3 separate regions of the Mus musculus genome follow, and all the other regions are linked to region 3. A link is a loop called in an ENCODE intact Hi-C map of the cell type or tissue named here. Cell type or tissue: heart. All regions are shown on one strand.

Region 1 (2,500 bases), 520 kb before region 3:
CACAGAGGCCTGAGACCTGGCCCCACCCATGCTGGCATTCACATGCTCTGCAGAACTTCAGTAGAATACGAAGGCAGATATTCCCTCCAAAGTAGACAGCTGGGAGGTTTGGGTGCAAGAACAGGTAAGAACTTAAATTCCTTGGTCTCTGGCCAGCCACTAAAAGAGGAGCTTGAGTGCTTGACCCAAACTCACTCTGACCCGGGGCAGCCGGAAAGCAACAGGCTCCAAGGAGGTCTGGCGCAGCCGCAGGCATCGGGCAAACTCCACATCCTGAATGTCACACTCAGTCTTGGGCAGAAGGACAAAACCCTAGGGGGAGTGAGGAAGCAGGAGCTAGAGTCAATCCTCCTGGGTGGGGCCTCCTGGAGTAGCAGAATTCCTTAGGCCCAGACACGCCTGCCCTCAGGGAGCCGTGGTGCTCTGAATGAGAATCTTTCCATGGGCTCATCTATTTGAATGGCTGATTCTCAGAAAGTGGAGCTAAACAGGCTAAAGAGGCATTGCCTTGTTGGAAGAGGTTGCCACTGTGAACGGGCTTAGAGGTTTTAGAAACCCATGCCTTTCCACACTTGGCTCTCCCTCCTCACCTGCTGCCCGTCTCCCTGCCACGATGGTCACGACCTACCTCTGAATCAGTGAGCAAGCCCACAGTTAAATGTGTTCTTTTATAAAAGTTGCCTTGGCCATGGTGTCTCTCCGCAGCAACAGGAAAGTAACTAAGTAACTAAAGTACTGGTGTGCTGTCAATGGGAATAGCTAGTGCTTTTAAGGGAAAAAGACCAGATATGTAGCACTGGCCTATTTCTACAGAGAACAAAAGTCCCACCAAGTCCTACTTCAAGCAGTTGAAAAGAGATGTGAGGGGTATGCTACTGTGGGAGGGACATGCCACTGTGGGACAGTCCCCTGAGAGTTTAACACACATGCACACCACATCAAGATAAGCAAGCAACTAAAGAGAATCTGTTTCCTTGGATTTCTGTTTGACTGACTGAGACAAAGTTTCACCATAGCACCCAAGTTGGTCTCAACTCATGATCCTCCTACCTTGGCCTCCAGAGAAGTGGTATGACGGGTATGTGCCACCATGCCTGGTTCATTTAACTTAACCTTATATGGTTTAATTTGTAGTAGTGGCTGAATATAAAGCCAGCTCTCCAAACTCCTGGATTACTACAGTCTGCTCTATCTGCTGCTGGGCACAGGACCTCGGCTCTCCTGACCCCCATTGGCTCCTGCACTTCCACACATGGCCACGAGGGGGCACGGAAACCTTGCAGTGCAGCTTAGGGACAGGAGGTTCAGTGGTGAGGGTGATTATCACCTTGTGAGGGTCAGGTGATGTGAAGCTGTTGCACTCCAGGAAGAAAGGGGCCTCCGGGAGCACCTCATACAGGAACACACGGGTATCACCCTGGGGGACAGAGGGGAGGCTATGAAAGGAAAGCACCCAGCCTCATCAGACCCTGCCCGACCCCCAGCCAGTCCATTCCAGCTAACCTTGCCAGTGAGAAGCACCAGGCCTGTGTCAGGGTCATAGCTGGGAAGCAGGGTCGAGGGAGCTACATCGAGGCCCAGCAGTGCTGAAGGGCCTTGTGCCAGGGCGTCAGCTATGTACAACTGTAGCTGGCGTTCACTCCGGCTGCCAAGGAGTCAGGGGTAGAGCAGATTCTTAGAGCTGAAGAGGCCTGAGGTAGGGCAAAGACTCCTACAGAGACCCTGCTCCTTTCTGGGCTGCATAGCCTAAGGGCCAGTAATCAAAGGAGAGATGAGTCTAGCCCTTAGAAGTGGCCTGGTGGGGGAAACAGTGTCCAACTTCCTGTTTGGCCTCCACTTGTCTTGTCCTCTATACAACCCTGGCCCCAGTGACTAGCCTGATCTACTGCGGCCTCCTGTCTGGCCTTCTTCCCTCATGGTCTGTGTTGCACCCTCAGCTCCAGCAAGGCTGGACGTCTCCCCTGCAGTTCAGCCTTTCTCCTCAGGCTTGGATGACCCAGATCATATGATACCTTCCTTGGGATGCCCTCCCCAATCCATCATGCAAAGTACCCGAGGCCCACCCCTCAGGCCTCTCCTGTGGGTTCTCTTCCCTGTGTTCTACCTGGTCTCCATCAGGCAAGGGTTCCTGGGCCTGACCTTACCCTCTGAATCCCGTTATGACATATTTCTTCTCCAATACTTCCTCCCACCCAACCAATTGCCTACCTATTCATCTGTCTAATCATTTACCAATTTATCTACCCATCACTCGATAATCCACTGATCCATTGAATGTACACACACACACACACACACACACACACACACACACACCAACCTCATTTATCCATTCTTCCATTTAATCACCCATCATGGGTGGGACCAGTTTTTTGTTTTATTTTGAGACAGGGTCTCTCTACTATGTAGTCCTGGATGTCCCTAAACATCTTATGTAGTCCTCAAACTCACAGAAATCCACTTGTGCTGGGAATTAAAGGTACACACCATCACACATAGC
Region 2 (2,500 bases), 480 kb before region 3:
AAAATCAAACCAAACAGCACAGGCCAGCAAGAGGCAGCGTGAACTTTCCTCAAGCCCCTCTAGTGGGGCCTCAGATGGAGCAGGGAGCTCAAAAATGCCAATCCCTAGCACCTAGGTGGTGGCGCACGCCTTTAATCCTAGCCCTTAGGAGGAAGAGGCAGGCAGATTTCTGAGTTTAAGGCCAGTCTGGTCTACAAAGTGAGTTCTAGGACAGCCAGGACTACACAGAGAAACCCTGTCTCAAAAAAACAAAGCAAAACAAAAAAATGCCAATTGACTGACTTGGCTCTTCAGCTCATATTGTTAAGCATACAAGGCTGATCATACCAGCCCCACATGATGTTTTAAGACTGCTTGCTGCCTGCTTACCTTACATGCTGTGCCCACAATGGCTCCATCCCGGCTCCAAACAGCACTCTGCACCAGGTCCTTGTGGGCCTCCAACTCTGCAGGGAAACAGCCAAGGTTAAGCACCAGGTGCTGAGGGAAGCAGGGGAGTAGATGAGGGGAGGCCTGCCTTGGGGTAACCCCAGTTGCAAAGTCAGCAGCAATGATGGTCTTTCAGCCTGCAGGGAGTGGGGACAGCAGCTTTATCAAGACATGCTACAGATGCATCTACAGGCTTCCTTCAAGTCTGCCCTCACCAGGATATGCCTCTATTTGATAACCCTCTGAGGCTGCTGCATGCTTTTAATCCCAGTACTCAGTGGGCAAAGGCCAGCCTGGTCTCCCACCCCCTCAGGAAAAAGCTTCCGAGATTCCCTGCTCCGCAGCGTGGCTCTCATTTCCCAGGCACATTTGCTGGCTCTAACACATCCCGAACCCCGGCACTGCCACCACCACTGCTTTCCAGCTCCCTCCTCCTTCTGTAGTTTGGGGGTTTGGAGTACAATAGATGCCTGCTGGAAGCGGACAGTGATATACTACTCATTATAAGGCTTTAGAATGTATACCCTATGCCTGTCATCTTTTGTAGGTTGTTGGGGATGGAACCCAGGACCTCAGAAATGCAAGGCAAGCAAGCACTCACCATCGAGTTGTACCCCATCCTTGATATTTTATTTATTTATTTATTTATTTATTTTGGTTTTTCAAGACAGGGTTTCTCTGTGTAGCGCTGGCTGTCCTAGAACTCACTCTGTAGACCAGGCTGGCCTCGAACTCAGAAATCCGCCTGCCTCTGCCTCCCAAGTGCTGGGATTACAATTTTTTTTTTTTAATCATATTTAAGTACATTGTAGCTGTCTTCAGACACACCAGAAGAGGGCGTCAGATCTCGTTACAGGTGGTTGTGAGCCACCATGTGGTTGCTGGGATTTGAACTCCGGACCTCTGGAAGAGCAGTTGGGTACTCTTACCCACTGAGCCATCTCACCAACCCTACTTTTTTTAAAAAAAACACTACCAAAAACACCAATAGAGAAGGGAGGGTTGTCCAGACAGGGGCTGCCAGAGAAGGGGAGCCCTTCCAGAGTGACCGTACCTGTCAGGGGCTGCTGCTTGGCTACATCCCAGACCTTCACAGTCTTGCCAGCTGTGCTCACCAGAACACCGTCTACAGTGGGGTGGAACTGCAGTACCTCCACTGGCAGCTCCTCAGGACCCAGCACCACTCCAGGCACAGAGGGAAGCGCTTCTCCAGTGCCAGACAGACGCCAAAGCTTTATCTGAAAGAAAGATGGAGTTTACGATCCAGGTGCTGAGAGACACTACGATAGCCAGACCTGCCCAAAGCTATCCTGGTCCTATCAAGAAAGGTCCCATGCTGAAACAAGGCCTATCCACAAGAGGACAAGGTATCTCACCTGCCTTAGCTGTTGGAGTTAGGTAACCACATATCTTGCCATGGAGAGGGAGAGAGCCCAACTCAGGAAACATAGGACGTGATCAGAGAACAGCAAGGATGGGCTGTGAGTCAGGGCATGGGTTCTGAACTCCTCTTTGGCCTCACACACCACCCTAGCCTGCTCCCCCCAGGGCAAACATCTATTGTAAGGGCAGATCACAACAGCAGCTCTGAGAAGGCACTTGGGGCGAGCAAGGGCATAAACAGAAGCCAGGGCTGCTTGGAGACCCCAGGGTGTAGGGGGTGGGTCATAGGCAGCTCTTGGAATCAGCCCCACTCACCGTCCTGTCAGCTGAACCGGAGGCCAGGAGGAAGTCATCAAAGGGGGAGAAGTCCAGGTCAGTGACCAGGTCTGTGTGGGAGGAGCAAGCGGATGTGCTGAATAGCCCTTCCTTACAGAGTTTCAGTCCTGTCACTTTCTTTTTTGCTTTTTTGGTTCTTTTTCGAGACAGAGTTTCTTTGTATAGCCCTGGCTGTCCTGGAACTCACTTTGTAGATCAGGCTGGCCTCGAACTCAGAAATCCACCTGTCTCTGCCTCCCAAGTGCTGGGATTAAAGGCGTGTGCCGCCACCACCGCCGCCCGGCATCACTTTCACCCACATTAAGAAGCCACATTCTTTCTAGACACATCTAGGTCTCTTCCTACAACACAT
Region 3 (2,500 bases):
TACCCGTTCATGTGAGTGTTTGCAATGTGTGTGGGTACCCTTGGAAGGGAAGGAGCACTGGGTAGCCTGCCTGGTGCGGAGTTAAAGGCAGGTGTGAGCCACTCAGGGTAGCCGCTGGGAATTTAACTTGGGTCTTCTGCAGGAGCAGTAAGCACTCTTAACCAATGACCCATCTCTCCAACTGCTACTTAGTTACTTACTTACTTTTGGGGCAGTCTCATGTAGCCCACGCTAACCTCAAACTTGCTCTGTCTGTCTGAGGATGACCTTGAACTTTGATCCTCCTGCTTCCATCTCTGAGGGCTGATATTCCAGGTGGGCTACATGTGGTGCTGAGGGTGGAACCCAGAACTTCACGGGAGCCGCGCAACACTACCAACTCTCCAGTTATTGTTTGAGATGAGGTGAAATTTATAGAACACACAGTCAGCCATCTTTCTGTAGACCACTTGGTGACATTTAATGCATTTGCAGTGTTCTGCCTGCACCAGCTCCCTCAAGTTCCAAGCCCTTTCTTCCCGACAGCAGCTGTTTGGGGATTAAGTGCATTTATATTTGAAAGGTTTTAGCAGAGTGTATGGAACAATATGTACGTGTGTGGCGGTAGTGATATTATTATTATTTTTTATAATTTAATATTCATTTATTTAATAGTTATAAATATAAAATACAATATGTTCAGTCCAAATAATGCTACATATATGTATGTAGTTACAGGGCTGACCACTTACTATTGGCTAACCAACTGGGAGGACTCTTTCTTGAAGAAGACTACTTCCTGTCATTTTCCCTCACCTCCCATATTACTTTTTTTTTAATTAGGTATTTTCCTCGTTTACATTTTCAATGCTATCCCAAAAGTCCCCCATACCCACCCCCACTCCCCTACCCACCCACTCCCCCTTTTTGGCCCTGGCGTTCCCCTGTACTGGGGCATATAAAGTTTGCAAGTCCAATGGGCCTCTCTTTGCAGTGCTGGCCAACTAGGCCATCTTCTGATACATATGCAGCTAGAGACAAGAGCTCCCGGGTACTGGTTAGCAAACACAGAAGTGGATGATCACAGTCAGCTATTGGATGGGTCACACGGCCCCCAATGGAGGAGCTAGAGAAATTACCCAAGGAGCTAAAGGGAACTGCAACCCTATAGGTGGTAGTGATATTATTAATTTGTGTCCCTGGCGCTGGAGTGCAGTGCTCTGTCCACGCACAGGCACCTCTCTTTCCTCAGACTTCCCTGTATCCAACATGTTACCCACTCTTCTAGCACAGTCACATCTTCCCTAAGGTTTGGAGCAGAGAAGATTGTGGCTTAAGTGTGGTATTGGGAAAACACCAGATGACAGTGTTAAGTCACTGTGCTGATCCTGGGGAGACCACTAAAGTCCCCTCAATGAATCAAATACGGAGACCTGGGACAGAACAATAGCCTGTGGCTACTTAGGTTATCTTTTGCTGCCACCTTGTGTTGACACTGGGAATTTCGACTCCTATTTCTACTTTATAACCTAGATAGCGCTTTAGCACGTGCTGTCTGCGAGGTCTGATTACATCTTACCTAGGATGCTAAGAAGATGGCAACAATATCAGGGCCATTTCCGTTGCTCTTGCACGGTGAATTGCTAGGTTGAGAGAAGGGAGGGCTGATGGGAGTGAAGCTGTTCCCTGGGCACCCTGGGAAGACTGGCAGGGTTTGCATGCGGCTGAAGTTAGAAGGGACAAAAGCCTAGGGTGACTCTTTTCCTGATTATCTTCTCCTCTGCAATTTTCTCCATGTCTACATTACCAAATAATGCGCATTACCTTATTTATTTTTTAAGATTTACTTTTGTTATCTTAGATTATGTATATATTTATGTGTAGTTGAGTGGTGGTCCCCCTGGAGCTGGGGTTACAGGACTTTGTGAGCCTCTTGACCTGGGTGCTGCGAGTCGAACTCCGCTCCTCCTGAAGACTAGTACCTGCTTTTATCTGCTGAGCTGTCTCTCCAGCCTGCCTAATTTATTTAACGTCGGACAGCCCGACTTTTAGTGGACGCTCTGTAAAGGTGTGAAGAGTGAATAAACAATGCATACAGAAGGGTTTAAGCTAGACCCCTGCAGCCTTCGAGGCGAGGTCAGGTGGAGAATGAGATCAAGGCCAGGGGTCAGCCGGACATGGTGGAGCACATCTGTAATCCGGAGGTTGGGGTAATATAGCCTCGACTGGTCTTCAGTGTGGATTTCGCCTCAAACCGAACCGGAAAAAAAAAAAAAAAGTTCAGGTGCAGTAGGTTCAAGAAGAGGTTACTCAGAACGAGGTAGTTGTGGACTAGGGAAGTCGCGCTCTGTAACTCTGGGCAGGTGCAAATGAACGGGGGTTGGGGGGTCGCGTCCTCAGGGCTGGGTGCTCATGGGTACAGAGACTGGGTTGGGGGCGGAGCCTTTGTTGAGTCTGGGTGAGTGTGAACAGGGTCAACACGGGTGGGGTCTTCTCGAGCCATGGCCAATAGGGAGCAAAG

The links. A loop is a pair of places that touch in the nucleus more often than their neighbours do. Peaks named below come from ENCODE experiments on the same cell type or tissue, not always from the same donor. Only the 100,000 strongest peaks of a DNase experiment are listed, where the experiment ranks them.
Region 1: a loop joins it to region 3, with 2.4 times the contacts of the local background. A loop is called at or near these places in 3 of 42 quality-filtered maps.
Region 2: it touches region 3 in a loop (2.1-fold over the local background); 4 of 42 quality-filtered maps call a loop at or near these places.

Annotation. Positions count from the first base shown.
Region 1 is chr16:4,628,861-4,631,360 of GRCm38, forward strand. It overlaps Coro7 (coronin 7), which reads right to left. Exons shown (of 28, transcript NM_030205.4): 22 at 1,504-1,645; 23 at 1,328-1,417; 24 at 196-312. Among named protein-coding and RNA genes, the nearest start is that of Pam16, 5.2 kb to the left of the region's middle. In heart, a CTCF peak has its summit at 1,242 (motif pointing right); a DNase peak (open chromatin) is centred at 1,271; H3K27ac peaks cover 558 bases.
Region 2 is chr16:4,668,375-4,670,874 of GRCm38, forward strand. Coro7 (coronin 7) reads right to left here. Exons shown (of 28, transcript NM_030205.4): 4 at 2,128-2,198; 5 at 1,484-1,667; 6 at 370-446. Among named protein-coding and RNA genes, the nearest start is that of Coro7, 10 kb to the right of the region's middle. In heart, a CTCF peak has its summit at 1,281 (motif pointing right); no DNase peak of the experiment used is centred here.
Region 3 is chr16:5,144,297-5,146,796 of GRCm38, forward strand. No RefSeq gene overlaps it. Among named protein-coding and RNA genes, the nearest start is that of Sec14l5, 1.6 kb to the right of the region's middle. In heart, a CTCF peak has its summit at 1,481 (motif pointing left); DNase peaks (open chromatin) are centred at 1,495 and 2,455; H3K4me3 peaks cover 575 bases.